Regions from separate parts of the Homo sapiens genome. Here region 1 is linked to region 2. Evidence: chromatin loops called from intact Hi-C (ENCODE). Cell type or tissue: ascending aorta. All regions are shown on one strand.

The links. A loop is a pair of places that touch in the nucleus more often than their neighbours do. Peaks named below come from ENCODE experiments on the same cell type or tissue, not always from the same donor. Only the 100,000 strongest peaks of a DNase experiment are listed, where the experiment ranks them.
Region 1: it touches region 2 in a loop (2.3-fold over the local background); 4 of 110 quality-filtered maps call a loop at or near these places.

The regions. Positions count from the first base shown.
Region 1 is chr3:99,858,152-99,866,151 of GRCh38, forward strand. All of the region lies in intron 1 of CMSS1 (cms1 ribosomal small subunit homolog), which reads left to right. The region is part of intron 4 of FILIP1L (filamin A interacting protein 1 like); the gene reads right to left. The region is part of intron 1 of LOC105374010 (a long non-coding RNA gene); the gene reads left to right. Among named protein-coding and RNA genes, the nearest start is that of HP09053, 38 kb to the left of the region's middle. In ascending aorta, no CTCF peak of the experiment used is centred here; no DNase peak of the experiment used is centred here; H3K4me3 peaks cover 6,898 bases; H3K27ac peaks cover 8,000 bases.
Region 2 is chr3:99,963,181-99,971,180 of GRCh38, forward strand. All of the region lies in intron 1 of CMSS1 (cms1 ribosomal small subunit homolog), which reads left to right. All of the region lies in intron 1 of FILIP1L (filamin A interacting protein 1 like), which reads right to left. MIR3921 (microRNA 3921) reads right to left here and starts at 1,218; the gene lies at 1,134-1,218. The region is part of intron 1 of LOC105374010 (a long non-coding RNA gene); the gene reads left to right. In ascending aorta, no CTCF peak of the experiment used is centred here; DNase peaks (open chromatin) are centred at 2,198, 2,752, 3,711, 4,009 and 1 weaker place; H3K4me3 peaks cover 678 bases; H3K27ac peaks cover 6,922 bases.

The DNA.
Region 1 (8,000 bases), 110 kb before region 2:
ATTCAAACTAAGATTTTAAAAATACTCATTAGTGCCAGATGCAGTGGCTCACACCTATAATCCCAGCACTTTGGGAGGCTGAGGCAGGCGGATCATGAGGTGAGGAGATCGAGACCATCCTGGCTAACATGGTGAAACCCTGTCTCCACTAAAAATACAAAAAATTAGCTGGGCATGGTGGCACGTGCCTGTGGTCCCAGCTACTTGGGAGGCTGAGGCAGGAGAATTGCTTGAACCCGTGAGGCAGAGGTTGCAATGAGCTGAGATCACACCACTGCACTCCAGCCTGGGCGACACAGCAAGACTCTGTCTCAAAAATAAAATTTAAAAAAAATCATTTGTTAAAAATAATAAATAATAATAAATCCATCATCTGCTAAATAACATATTTTTATGAAAAAATACTTTTACAAAATTATTTAGTGAGAAGAGTTGCATTGTTTTACATTTCTGCAACTAATGTCTGGCTTAATTGAAGACAGCTGTATCCTCAGATCTGTTTCACACATTCCATTAGCTGTCAGAGAAATCATCACACGTCATGGAGCCTCTGGAAAACTCCATATACACTTCTGAGAGAATGAGAGAGAAAAAGGTTGTGTTATTATGAAGATATCTTCTTCACTCTCAAAGGGGGCCACACTTTAAGAACCATTACTCCAGAGGATAGACAGTTGAAACATCAGTGGCAAATTTGTCTTTCTCTGGAAAAGCGTCTGGTTTGGGCTGTCACCTTGTGCTTCTTCTGTCAGCCTTTTGCTTCATCCTGATGAAGTCCCCCAATTCACTGGCTTAGTCACTGCTTTGATGTTTCCATCATTAATAAAGCCAGTCACTTGCTAACCGTCAAACATAGATGGGAGATTCTCTGCCTTCAAATGTTCTCTCCCAGTCCACAGAAAAGTCCTAAATGACAAAACTGTTTTCATAAGACATTGTGTTTTGTTTGAAACTCCAATTTGAAATAAGAGTATGGAAACCACTAAGTTGCCTGGTTTTTATAAATGGGTCCATCCATAGTGCTATGCAGTTCAGCTGACATTTAATTCATTTCAGACCTTGATGAGACAAATACAGTGACAGCTACTATGTGCAAGGCACTGTACTTGCTATTTGTCAGTTCTTTTTTCCCCAAAACCTGCCTGTATTCTTGCACAGATCAGTCTGATCATACTTACAGTATTCTCCCAGTAACAACCAAATAGTATGATGATACCAAAGCTTGTTTGGTCTTAAGATGTTTGAAACAGTGTAACAGTCACCCTAGTCCTAAGTATGTAACTTCATTTTGATGGGCTTAAATTCCTGTATTTGTTCTCATTATTCCAGAGCTAGTTTAATACATTACTTTTTCTTCCTGATTTAATATGTTGATTACTAAGCAGAAAACTGCATACATCACACTCCTTTATTTATTTTTATATCTGCTCTCACAGCTAGACTTTGATAGCCTGATTATGATTATATCCCATTTTATCTTTTAGCAATTCTTGTCTAATACATAATTTTAACTGTGTTGCGTTGATAGTAGCTGTGTTCATGGTTAAATAACCATGGATTTCTAGCAGTTTGCAGAGTAATTACATGGAATTTATTGGAAAGCTTCTTTATTTGAGATAAATTTTGGTATCAGGCCTATAATTTATGTTTCCTTGCTTTCCTCCCTGCTTTTTCTATGGGACTTTTCACTGTTTAGTCTAAATTTTAAGAGCACTCATAAAAATAGCTGTGACCCGTCTTTTTTATTCTGTGTATGCTGCTTCCTTGTATTTCACAAGTCAAAGGTTTTCTAAAAATTACAGCTACAGCATACCATAGCCATAATGTAATGTACAATTCATTTGACTTAGTCAGCAAGATCAGTAGAACAGTAACACTTTTTTTGGCATCTGCTAGTTGAATATGAGTGTACATCTATGTCTGCTTTATGTCCTTGTTACTGAAGATCCTGTCATCATCACTGAGATCCTTTAGAGATACCATAAATGGGTCCAGACCCAGCAATTTGGGTTAATACTATTTTCCTTCATTGTGAAATAAGAATTAGGGCAGGAAGTTAAGAAGGAGGCTTTAGCTTGGTGTCAGAGGAATATATGGTAAAAATGGTATACTGTTAGTCATTACTCTTCATCACCTGAACGATTAATCTTACTAGGCCCCCCAGAGGTCAGGAGAAGTGAAATAAGATGGAAATAGTCAAATGACCCATTAATTATAAGGAGCTTGGTAGCTTTTAGCAGAGAATCAGGATTCTAAAAAGCGGTACTGAAATCCTCAAATTGAGCACAAGGACTGGAATTGAGGCAAATCTCACTCTTTTAAGAGCAGAAAAAGGAGCAAAGTAACTGAGAAAAAGGGTCTCTGAAAGGTGAGGTTCCAGAACAAGTAAAAGGCCAGTCTGAGGGTCCACAGGCACAGAACTTGGGTAGTTAGGCAGCTACAAGGAGAATATTTTCATCTTGAGAACAAAGGAGGTGCCCATGATTCTGGGCTAGAAAAGACACTGTCCATGCTGCTATGAAAGGGCCAGGTGGAGACTTGAAAAGATGCTCAGGCTAGACCTGGAAGAAGAAACTGGAACTGACAGGGGAGTGACAACAAGTACAGCACATGTAAATTTGTACCAGGATAATTACTGCCTAAATAATGTGTTTTGACTTCTGCAGTACTGTATTGTTAGGGAGCTTTCTAGTAAGAACCTTTGGACAATGGATGTTCATTTAATACCGTGAATATTGTGCCTCTCCTATCACTCTTTTAATTTTTCTTATTAAAAATACCTACTCAAATGAAGTTTTCTTTATGCCGTTTACTCAGATGACATCTATCAAGAAGGAGCTTTTAAAAAGTTAATTACTGTGAATACACTGCTGTGCTAGAGAGTCTACTCATTTTTCTCACTTTTCTTTTTGTTTTCCTCCCCCACCCCCTGCTCCCACCACCACTCTGAATTGGGGTTCTTGATTATTTAGAAAAGATCCCTTAAATCAAAGTTTCCTCTTTTCCATACTTTCCATTTTGATTGTTAATACACCCCCGCCCTCCCAAAAAAAATTACCTGTCTTCCAACAGATTAAGACTTTAGGTCTTTGTCAGACTAACAGTTTCAGGTAGATGTCCCCTTAATCCTCCAAAGCCTACCTGGGCCTTCCACAGCCATGATGCCTTCCCCTGGCTGCCCTGTCCCTCTAGGGAGAAGTATCCAAAAAGCCACTCAGCATGTGATGCCTTGTATTATCACAGATGTGTGTGTATTCCTGAAAGTGCCTCCTAGTTCATGGCATACAGAGCTGCCTTTACACCTAGCATTGTGATGGTGCTCCTCCTGGGCTTGTCCTCAGGTTCCTAATGCTTTCATTGTTTATCATTGTCTCCATTCCTTCCTCCCACTCTCTGCAGTTGATTTTGTACTCTCTGTGATCTGCGTTCTTCTGTATCTTGTCTGTTTGCCCAAGGTAGCCTTCTTTAAGACAGGGATAATGTCTTCCCTACTGCCTGTTCCCTATTACCCCCAGCAAGAGATTGCAGTAAACAGTGCAGGTGGCAGAGGGCAGGTGGAATGACTGACAGCATGTACACTCTCTAGTACCGAAGCACCAATAGGAACGAGACAGTGGAAAACTATGAGAGGCAGGGCAGGGCAGTGCAGAGCGAGAAATTCAGACTCTGGAGTTCAGTTTTTGCAGCTGAATCCCGGCTTTCCAACTTCTGTCTAGTGTGACTTGAGCAAGCAATTTAACCTCCCTACAAGTCTCATTTTCTTCATCTGTAGAATGGGGATAATATTAGAGCCTCCCTCACAATAGGGTTGTTCTGAAGATTAATAAAAAACAATCCATACAAAAAGTCCTTATCATAGTGCCTGGCACAATACATGTCCGTTCTCATTAGAAGTAGGATGGTGAGTACTAAAAGAGTAGGTTTTAGATGTTCTCACCACAAAAAAATGATAAGTATGTAAGGTAACAAATACGCTAATTAGCTTGATTTAGCCATTCCACAATATCTAGATATATAAAAACATCATGTTATAGGCCCTAAATATAGTTTTAATTTTCATTTAAAAAATCAAATCAAATAAAAATAAGTGCTACTTGCTTGGCATATTGGAAAAAAAAGTAGGACAGTGAGACAACACAGTGAGACAACGTCAGTCACAATGAGCTGACCTAAAGTAGGGGTCAGCTGGGGGAAGAATAGCACAAATCACATTGGAATGAAAGATATGACTACATAATGTTTATTGCGATCTATTTTAAGGCTTTTCATGGATCTTTTCAGCTATGCACATGGTTAGTCATAATGATTGTCATTTTAGGTCAGAGTTTCTCAGCCTTAGCATTGTTGACATTTTGGTTAATTCTTTGTTGTAGGGGCTGTCCTGTACACTGTAGGGTGTTTAGCAGCATCCCTGATCTCTACCTACTAAATGCCAGGAGCAACACAGTACCTCCAGCTCAGTTGTGACAACTACTGAATGTCTCCAGACAACTACTGAATGTCTCCAGACATTGCAGAGAAATTGAGTCTGGTTGAGAAGTCACTGTTTTAGGGCATAATTTTTGGGTAGACTGTTAGATTCTTTGTGTTCGTTGTCTCTGGCCTGTATAACTCTTCTTAATTATCTGCTACTCAAATGTATTTGGGATCAGCCACTGTCTTCCATTTCTCTTTTGCTCACAGATCTACTCCACAGCTCTTCTCCCTTCCTGGAAGAGAATGATGCTGTGAATGTCCAATATCCAATGAAATGCCAGCATATCAAAATGGATGCTAATAGTTGACCTTCCCAAAGCCTCACTGATGCTCTGCTCATCTTACTCCTGCTCTTCATTTTTTGGATGTGAATGTGTACTTTGTCTGCTGGGTTTAGATACTCATAGACTTGGTCTACTTAGGCAGCGGTCCCCAACCTTTTTGGCACCAGGGACCAGTTTTGTCAAAGACAGTTTTTCCATGGACATGGGAGAGGGTGGTGGTGGTGGATGGTTTTGGGATGAAACTGTCCCACTCGGATCATCAGGCATTAGATTCTCATAAGGAGCATGCAACCTAGATCCCTCACCTGCACAGTTCACAATAGGGTTCACACTCCTATGAGAACCTAATGCTGCTGCTGATCTAACAGGAGGCAGAGTTCAGGCAGTAATGCTGCCTCATCCCGCTGCTCACCTCCTGCTATGTGACCCGGTAATAGGCCTCAAACTGGTACTGGTCTTCGGCCCTGGGGTTGGGGACTCCTGTACGTGGGGACTCAAAGTCTGGGTGGGTTGACTGGGTTAGTACACTGTATATACTATTCCTGGGCTTGGTTTCCATAGTCAAAAATGTCAAGTAGACTATTAAGGATATTTTATAATTTTTTTGACTCTTCAGAAGAAAATACAAAGCAGCAGATTGAAAGATACCCTAGTTGTCTGAGAAATAGGTCATTTGGGGTTTTCATATTGTTGGATAATTAATTTTTCAGTCTATTTTGTGTACTTTTAACTCTTTAAATTTCAATTATGGATTTTTAGATTAAATTAGTATTCCTAAATATTTGACACATATTTCAAAATGTGTGTATTAAAACGTATACTAGGAACAGTCTTCCTCTTACCACATCGTTCATCTCCCCAACTGTAACCACTGATACTAGTTTCTCTTATGTACTTGTAGAGTTTCTTTATGAGTACATAAGCAAACATAAATAAAGATTCTTATGCTCTCCCCTTTTTACACAAAAGTAGCTTACAAACACTGTTCCTCAGCATCTTGTTTTTTGCAGCCAAACATTTCTTGGAGATCTTTCCATTGGATCAGTGTTCTTAAGCAGGAGCAGGAAAAGGGAATAAAAATAAACATGGTTGCTAAATACATCTTTACAACTTCATGCTAAAGAAATTAAACTTTGTAGGATCTATTTTTAATGGAATTAATATGTAGGAGGTATGGAAGACATATACTTTTGCTGTTTTGAAATTATTAAGATAGATTGTAACAGTAAGATTATTTGACTTATAACAACAGCTTGAGTGTTGTATATCTATCTTTATAATGTCTGTGTAGAGCACATGCATTTATTTTCTTAGTTGAAAAACTGAGGCCCAGGCAGATTAATACTATGCAAGGCCATCATTATGGTGGCCCTGGAACTGGTACTAGAGTGTGAGACTTGGCTTATAAAGAGAAGGAAACAAGCATATTGAAGGTCTACTCTGTGCCACTAGATCTCACTTAATACTTATAGCAACTGTATGAGCTAAGTATTATTATTCTCATTTTGCAGATGGAGGAGAAACCAAAAAACTAAAATTTACAGAGGTTAAATAATTTTCCAAACAGTACAGGTAACAGACCAGAATAAAAATTCACTGGCTGCGAAGTCTGTGTTCTTTCTACCTAACAACCAGGCTACATGCCGGAAACCCCAGACAAAAAATGTTGACCTCAGAAGAGTTTCCTCTTATCCCATACCATGTTTTTGGTGTTCATTTGTTCATTCCCATGCTTTCTGCTCCACCCACTTGGCTCCCTGACCCCTTCTACTGTTCTCCTCTTTGCTCACTCTGCTCCTCTGCCCACTCACCAGCTTCTTTGCTATTCCTCAAACAGAACACGGCATGGTGTGCTTTTGTGCTCGCTGTCTCCCCAGGAACCACTGGATTCCCCCTCACCTCATTAGTACCATCTGGCATACTATATTTTATGTATTTATTGATTACTGTCTCTCCTACTAGAATGTAAACTACATGCAGGTAATGGTGTGTGTGTATGTGCGCACACACGCATCTCATTCAATGATTAGTCAATCATTGGTCTATTTTGTTTAATACTATATTTCTGGTAGGGAACAGTACCTGGTACTTAATTGGTATTCAATAAATATTTGAACAAATACCTCTTCTATTTTTGAAATAGGTACCATATTTGAAAGCATGGGTATAACTAAGCAATAGACATATAGTAGGCCCTCCTCTCTATAGTCTAGGAATAACAGCTAGTTGAACAATTTTTATATGCCATGTACCGTGTTAGTCCTGCAAACAGTCATAGGAGGCAGGTATTACCGTCTTCTTATTTTACAAATAAGAACTGAGGCTCAAAAAAGTTAATTTGCCACAGGTCCTGGTGAGTAATTGGCAGAGCCAGAATGCCAGTGTAGTTTTTACTCCAAATCCTGTTTCTCACCCCATTACATACATCCACACTTCCTATCTCATATATTATATCTCATGAGCCATCCTCTCCAGTGAATTTGTGTGCTGTAATATTCTGCCTGTCAAAGATCCCAAATCACCACCACTAGCAATTCAGTGTTGTGTCACAGTATTTCCTATAGGTTCATGGCTACTTTGAGCCTTGATCTTGAGACATTAGCAAATATTCTCTTAGTCATTATAATAATATAGCAAGTTTCGTCATTTGGCATAAATTCATAATTATTTTTGGATGGTTTAAAAAATTGTGACTTTGCCAGTAATAACATCTCATGTTCCCCAGAGGTGGTGGGTTTGTCATAAATACCATTTCCATAGAACATTTCAAGGAACCTAAAGTTCTTGGAAAATATTTTTAACAGGCAGCCATTTCTCTGACAGACTTCAAGGGCATAATAATAAATATATATATATATATCCTTAGAAATATGTGTGTATGTATTTTATCTTATTAAGAATATTTATATGTTTTTTTATTGCTCACAATCCATTTATATTTCAATGATCCTTTTGTATTTTAGCAGATTAAAGAATCCAGGAATGGTTCTTTAGAAAATCATTCCAATGTAGCTGTTAAATTTTGTTTTTAACCTCCATTAGTCCCTTTTTTCTCTTCCCAGGTCACAGGTTATTTTCACTTAGATATTGCACGTGGGCATTTTGGAGGATTTAATATGATTCCTTCTCTTAACCTCTACTCTTCGTTGGGCTGCTTTTCTTTCCTTTATTCTCTCCTTTATTCTCTCCTTTGTAGAAAGCATGTATCCTTTTCCAGAACTTATTCTGAGCAAAAAGTTA
Region 2 (8,000 bases):
CCAAATCAAGCCACTTAATGCTAGCAACCATGAAGGTATAGTTGCCCCAGAATAGTGTGTGGTTTTCCACTAGCAGTGATTTTACCCTAGTGTTGACTGATCCCATGTGGTGGATATATGCAGGTAAGTGCTTCTTGGGAACAGAAGGGATGAAGATAAATAAGAGAAAGTTTGAAGTCATGATCCGTGGAGCCTGTGCTATATAGGAAAAGAAGTAAAAATAAGAGTGGGCTGTTATATAAGGATATAGCACAGAAGTAAGGGGCTGACGGTCTCTGTGGGTCCAAAAAGAAGTGAAGTGGGAGCAACTGCTTGAAAGTATTAGAAGGATAAGAAAGAATGTTGATTGAGCGGGATATTTACATTTTGTGTCAGAGAAGACTTTTAGCACTCCTCTTTGCCTTGATGGTGTTACCTGAATATGCATCCATTTTTTTTTTCTTTTTTTTTAGACGGAGTGTCGCTCTGTAGCCCAGGCTGGAGTGCAGTGGCGTGATCTCGGTTCACTGCAGCCTCGCCTCCAGGGTCCTGGTTCGAGCAATTCTCCTGTCTCAGCTTCCTGAGTAGCTGGGGATTACAGGCACACGCCACCATGCTCAGCTAATTTTTGTATTTTTAGCAGAGACAGGGTTTCACCATGTTGGCCAAGCTGGTCTTGAACTCCTCATCTTGTGATCTGCCTGCCTCAGCCTCCCAAAGTCCTGGGATTACAGGTGTGAGCCACCGCGCCCAGCCACATCCATTTGTTAATGACTTAATTAAAATGTGTCATAACGAAAATGATCAGTAGGCCAGGCAGGAGCTCCCAGGTACAACCAAGGTGAAGCTGATTTCACATGACTTTATAATCTTCAAGCCCATGTTTGAATATTTGAACATAATAATTGTTATGTGATTAAATAAAAACAGAGGGCATAGACTCGTTCTGTGGTGCAGATTTACCCTATAGACTTATATGCTCAGTAGGAAGTACATTGAGTTTTTATAAGCAGTGATAATTCTATCTTCCAAATCCATTACGCTTCAGTTAGATTTAATTTTTATTTATCAATATTTATCTTGATTAATGATCTTACCTCTAGCTAGGTTACAGGTTCCATGAGAATAGGGACAGTGTCTGTGTCTAGTTTCTCCCTAGCCCAGTACAAGGCATATGGTACTCAGAGACTTAGGGATTTCTAAGTCTCTTGAGTACCATATGCCTTGTACTGGGCTAGGTGATGTTTAGGATGGGTCCTTAAACAGGATCAAGGCCAAACCACTTACATTATAGTGAGGCAGTCAAGGTCCTGACAGGTAAGTGATCTGCTCAGGGCTCAGAGCTAGGTAGTGAGAAAGCCTGTGCCAAAACCCAAATCTCATTCCTCACTCTGTTCTTTGCACCATATCACTCTGACATTGAATCAGGTTCTTGTAGTGATCTTCTCTGTGTGTCTAGGGCCAAAAGGAAATGTGTTTCCTAAGCTAGAGCTTCCCAACCTGTTTCTCAATATGGCTCACAGAGAAGCTGGGAATATTTGTCTAGAACAGTATGGTAAACAAAGGAGGCTTTGGAGGGCAGCCGAAGAAAGAGGTCCCCTAGGAGACTAATGCCCAGAAACCTCCAGGCTACCCAAGGGGGATCATACCTTCACACACCTCTCATCTACTATGCTCCCTGTAACTGTGGAAAAACTCTTTCCTAAGTTAATATTAGATCACTTGAACATCAGTCCCATAGTGCACAGATACAATAGTTTCCCAGGCTTTAAGACTCTGTATAAAAATTGTTCTTCAAACCAAAAAGAAACATGATCCTTTTCATTGTATTTCTTGAAGTACCTGATATACTTAGATACTGCTGTATCTGTAAATAAATTATGATACCTTATAAAGTTTTAAAGGAAATTTACAAGTGTTATTTTCTAGTAATTACCTTGAAAGATTACATTGGTCCAGGAAAATGTTTTCTGAAGCAATGTTAATCCTACTAGCCAAGCATATCACTTAGTCCCCACTGTGAGATGAGGGATATGTGCTTAAATTGTGAAACAAATATATGAGTCAGGTATTTTTCCTTTGAGTCCAAGTGGTTTATGACTTTCTTTCCTGTGTTCTTTGTATATGTGGGAGTTTTATAATTTTTTATCAAGAATGAAAGGTTGGCCTGTGTTCTTACTGGTGCAGGCTGTCACATTTCTCTCTGTTGCCCAGTCAGGTGCTATGGCATGTGCTGCTTCTGGCGTAGTGTACTCTGTGGATGTACCAGCATGTTCTTCAAGGTCATGACTGATTTTCCAGACCTTTGGAATTGAGATAAATGTTAAATTTGTAGCTATCTCTGAATTTCTTCCAGATACTTTTCTTCATTTGTTTGTTTGTAGGGTAAACATACCTGATAGCAGCAATTTAAGCATACCCTTAGAATGACCATGTATGGCCAGTGCACCTGAATGTGTGTTCCAAGGTAGGGAATCCAGGAATGGCCAACTCGGAGATTCATTCCTTACTATGATAAATATCTGAGCCCCCTGCTCATCCTGTGGAACATGGGCTTATTGGGGATTAAGGCCCTGAGTTTTAGGTTAAATGAAGGTTACCAGATGGAGGTCATTAGGGGGAGGGTGTTAAATGAAAATGCTTTATAAACTGCATGCTGTTTGCAAGCAGTTGCAGTTTTCCTGCCCAGCCCGCAGCCACTGGCCATGCAGTCATGTTGTCCAGCCTGCCGCCACTGGACCATTTCTGTACATAAGGCAGTTCTCCTGTCCCGCCTGCCACCAGTTCTCCACTCTCTCCCCATATGTAAGCCCCTAGTAAACCCCATGTCTCATTTGCTGCCTCTGGGTCTTTTCTTCAGCCTCTTGAACCTAGTGCCTTCCCTGCTGAGGTTAATAGGGGTACAGCACAACAGTGTTGTAACACAGAAAGTGATATTTACAGGGATATCTCTCTCACAATATCTCTTAGGAAAGGTAAATAAAATGTTCACAACTTGTAGGTGAGTAATTCCTTAGATAAGTTGTTTCTTAACTTGGGAGGAGTTTGGGAAGGAACCTAAGCAGGCTGCAGAGGCTGGGCATGGGAGCTTGTCATGGCTGGAAGTTGAAATGGTCAACTCCAGGCAGATCTCCTGGGGCAAAGCAGCCTCCACCACCAGTAGCCCTTCCTTTCTGTTTCTTTCATAGCCCCACTGCTCCATCTGAAGCCTGAACCCTTCCAGAAAATTGATGGATAGATTTTTTTTTTCGGCTATATATAGTTTTAGAGGTTAGAACTAGATATAATTCAGTCTAGAAGATTTCTCCTTCCCCAGAAATGATTGTTTTTGTGCAGAGCCCCGTCAAAATAGTACGGAGACTTAGACTGAGTTCACTCATCACTAACAATTAACTTTATAAACATTCAACAAGTAGGACAACTATTATTACTGTTACTCAGAACCCTTCGCTCTGTATATACAGTTTGATTTAAGATGCCACATTTACATGGCATTTTCAACCTTCAAACTCTAGCAGATTTTAAAACTAGGTGGATGAAAATAGAATCATTCTAATAAATGTAGTGTGTCAGATTTGAAAAATCATTTGGTGAGCAGGATCTCTGTAAAGTTATATGGGCCACGTATACAAGACGTAACTGAAGAAAATTAATTCAACAGAGCATGCCGTACTTGAACGACTTAGAGATTTACTCGAACTGAACTAACTCAAGCTGGCAGAACTCCGAGCAGCCTGGATTGTAAAGTCTGGGTGAAAATAGATGGAGTATGCCTGACTGAACCTCTGTACTGCCCCACATGCTATACAGGTGGGGGATTGGATGGCTGTTAGGTGATCATTGCATTCTCTTTTGGATCCCTATTGAGAAGAAATGATAAGAGAGGGAAAGGATATGGGGCAAGAACAGTCTGAAAAAGAAAGGATAAAGTTCTCAGACTCTCTTCACACTCTAAGAAGAACTTTCTGAAAAGCTTGGATTAGGTCTGGCAATGGATATAATAAGCAAAGGACTCTTGGAATGTGTTCTTGGCTCTTAGCCCCACCTCTGACTTTGAGCAAATCAGCTGATTTCTCTGCCTGTAAAATAATAGTCCCTCTGATATTAATACTTACCTCATGAGGTTATTTAGAGGATAGTGTTGGTAATAATGCCTTGTGTTTACATCATTCCTTTCACAGAGAGCTCAAAGCACTTTACATGCATTGAGAGAGAAGCTTCTCGTGAAGAGTAAATAGAAGTGTTCACTTTTTGGAAATGAACTTAGGCCATAAGAGCCTGAATTTAATGCATTGCAGGAAGAAATATGGTACATAGTGATCCAGTGGGTCAACTGAATTTTTTGTTCCACTAAGAGTCCCCTCCTGGCTCCTTGTTTTGTGAATTGAGGAATATGGTGAGTCCCTACACCTGGATGGGAAATCCCACATATGCAATTGGAATGGTCTCTCACGACACATGCAGAGATTGAAGAACAGTCTGGACATTTTTTGATAACGTTCTTTGGGCCTTGGTAGTAGCTGAAAGACACCTGAGAAATCTTAGCTCAGAGCTACAGAATGACACTAATGGATCCCAGAAATAGAAATGTAGATGTGGAGTGTTTTATCTGTTTATTTCACCTCAATTCAACCAATACTCCTTGAGTGCCTTTTATATACATGATTTTGAGTGATGTGGAGAATGAAAGAGACACAACATGCTCAGGAAAGTTAACCTGGTATTAGCAAGGAGAAGGAGTAGGATTTACAAATAGATAAGTGCAACGGTATGTGGGAGTGTCAGAAAAGCATCACAGTACTTCAGCACATCTACTTGGGCAATCTCAAACATGTATTACTCATGTACCAAGCAGTATGCTGTTCACAGAGAGATACAATCTCTGCCTTAGGGATCCTTGGGGAAAACATGTACAAAGAGATAGTTTTAGCACATTCTAGTAAAGGCAGTGATCAAGGGCACCTAGCCTTACGTGGCAATTTAGGGAAGGTACCTTGGAGGATGAGACTTCTCCTAAAGTCTTAAGAATTGAAAAGAACATGGGAAGGGAATTCCAGGCTGGGAGAGTAGTATGTTCATACGCCCTCAGTGTTTAACCTTCTTTGAACAAAAAAATGGCAAACTACAGAAAGTTTGGTCTTATTGTAGCCTAAATTGTACTTAGGGGTACGAGTGAGAAACAGGGATTAAGATAAAGGACCTGTTTTGCTGTCTTGTTTACTGTTGAATAGTAGTATGAAGTAGGTCCTGAAAAACTATGTTTTTGGGGGAAAAAAAAAAAAAAGACTGAATGATATGTTGGGTTTAAGTCCTTGCAGGCAGGCTATCCAGGTAAATAAACATGGAAGGTGATGGGAGGTAATCTGGGCTGGAAATACAGATTTGGAAGTCACCCCATATCAGTGGTGTTTAAAATCAAGAGCAAATGAAATTGCACAAGGAGAATATATAGAATGAACAAATTACCATGGGTGAAGCCTTGAGTAATACAGACATTTAAGAAGCAAACAAAAGACAAGGAACCCATGAGGGAGACTGGAAAGGAAAAAACAGAGAAATAAGAAAAAATGAGAGGAGAGAATTGATACATTTTCCTCAGGTGTGGCATTATGGAGTTCACTGGTGTCTCATCAGAGAAGTTTCAGTCCAGTGGCCAGGGCAGAATGACATTGTGTCTTGTTTTAAAGTAAATGGGTAGGGTAAGAAAGTTGAGAAGGGTTAGCACAAACCTCTCTTTCAAGTCACTTGCCTTAGAAGAGAAGGAAGGGTATGGTTTCTGGGGTGCAACCCAGGTTCAAGAAGCAAAAAGAAAAAAAAATTCATTTGATAAAAGATTTAAATGGGTTTCTGGGCTTAGAGGAAAGAGTAAATAGGCACTGAGAATTTAAAGATTTAGGAAGTAAAGGGGATAATTAATGGAGCTCGGTCCTGGGAGTGCTGAAAAGGGGGGCCATGTGTGGAGGGCAGGGCAGGATCTTGACCTGGAGTAAGAATACCTCATCCTGTCATTGAAAGAAAGTGCACAAGGACAGGTCCAGGCATATCTAAGAAGGGGAGGGGAACAATATTGGGATAATGTATGTATAATTCTCTTATTGAAGTAGAAAATGATGTCATCTGCAGAGAAGGATGTAGCCTTGTTTGGGCTCTTGAGCAATATGACAGTTTGGTAACATTGCTTAGTAAAATAAGAGCAAGCTAAGCAAGAATGAGTAGGAGGTTGAGCCACGTTGATGGCCTATTTGAGATTGAGGACTGCAGATTTATATAGTTGCGTCAATCTGAAAGCTGACTTTTTTTTCCAGCTGAGCTCAACAGATTGGTCACAGAAATACAGAAGTCTACGTTTGAATTGATTCTAAAGATATTAGTGAAAGAATGGTTGAAGTAATGAGCCGTGCTATCCCAACTGGGTAAAGCAGTGAGGCCAGGAAAGAGGTCAAGGAACTATGGTTTTCCAGAGATTGGAGAGCAGAGGTAGTAAGGGCAAAGGCACGGGGAGCCTGGAAGGATCAGAGATTGTGGTCATCTTCACATAATGGATAGGAAGCAGCCCCACTAGATAATTAGTTGCAGGGTTTGACCTTGGAAATCTGTGACCATGGAGATGAAGAAGGTGAGGAATTTATAGTTTATTGGATGGCTTGTCTAGATGGATACTGAAGTCACTCATTGTCACAAAGGGTATGTTAAAGATTGTTGCCAAGTGCCCTAGTCATGAATAAGTGTTATGGAGGGACCAGGATATTAGCAGGGGGACATCAATGAGAAAAGATAATTGGATAATATGAAATTCAACAAATGAGGCTGTTACATCAGAGGCATTAGGGAGTAATGGTTTAGAAGCATTATAAAAAGGAATAATCAGTTAGGCATTGGCTTAAAATTTGGATAAGCCATATAAACTTGTTGATATTTGAGTATTTTGACATATAAAAATAGTAATTTCATATGGTTCAACCTCATACTTTGCGTGCATTAAATCATTCATTCTCACAACTACCTTCTGAAATGGGTTATCATTTTGCAGCTGAGAAAGTGAAGGCATAGAAATAATAAGTAATTTGCCCAAAGTCATCTGATAAGTTTTGGAGCTCAGTTTCAGACCCAGGCAGTCTGGCTTTAGAGGCTGCAATCACTCTGAATAGGGAATGCCCACCTTACCCTCACTGCCCTTCAGGCCTTCTGGTGTGTGAGGTGGATGAGACCAAACTCCTCTTAAGCATGTAATAACTGAGATAAATGCTGTAAAGGAAATGAATGTGGTTCACTAGTCAGTTTTGAAGTCTCATTCTCACATACTCTGTGCTTCCCCACCCTATTTGTGTTCGCTTTCACTCCCAAACTACTTCTACCTAATTGCAGAACACTTTCTCTACATTTTGCCTAACTGAAACCTAGCATATCCCTGCTTTCCTTGTAGTTTACTAGTAGATAAGTAGGAAAATAGTTCTAGACCTTGCATGTACAGGGTCACAAGAGTTTAAAAAGAGCAAGGAAAACCATTCAGTAAATGACAAGACATTCTGTATATGGGATATGAACTGGGCTGGGAGAGAGGTAGAGTACTTAAGAGAGCGTGCTACGATAGACCTCAAAGGACTTTTTACCATTCTAAAGACCTTAAACATTATACTATCTGCTACAGCCAGCCACAGAAAGATTTTAAGAAGCAAAATGTTGTGAGGATATTATAGATAAATGTTGGTGTGGATGCAATTAAAGGGAAAAAGACTAGAGGTGGGAAGATGGGTTAGGAAGCTGTTGCAGTCATTCATGTGAAGGAATAGGGCTTGGCAGTGCTCCTACCTGTGTGATTGAAGAGGAGGGGCTGTATTCACAAGATATTTAACAGCAAGGATTGGCAGGTTTTGGTGTCTCTTAAGAGAATATGGGGGCTGGGCGTGGTGGCTCACGCCTGTAATCCCAGCACTTTGGGAGGCCAAGGCGGGCGGATCACTAGGTCAGGAGATCGAGACCATCCTGGCTAACATGGTGAAACCCCGTCTCTACTAAAAATA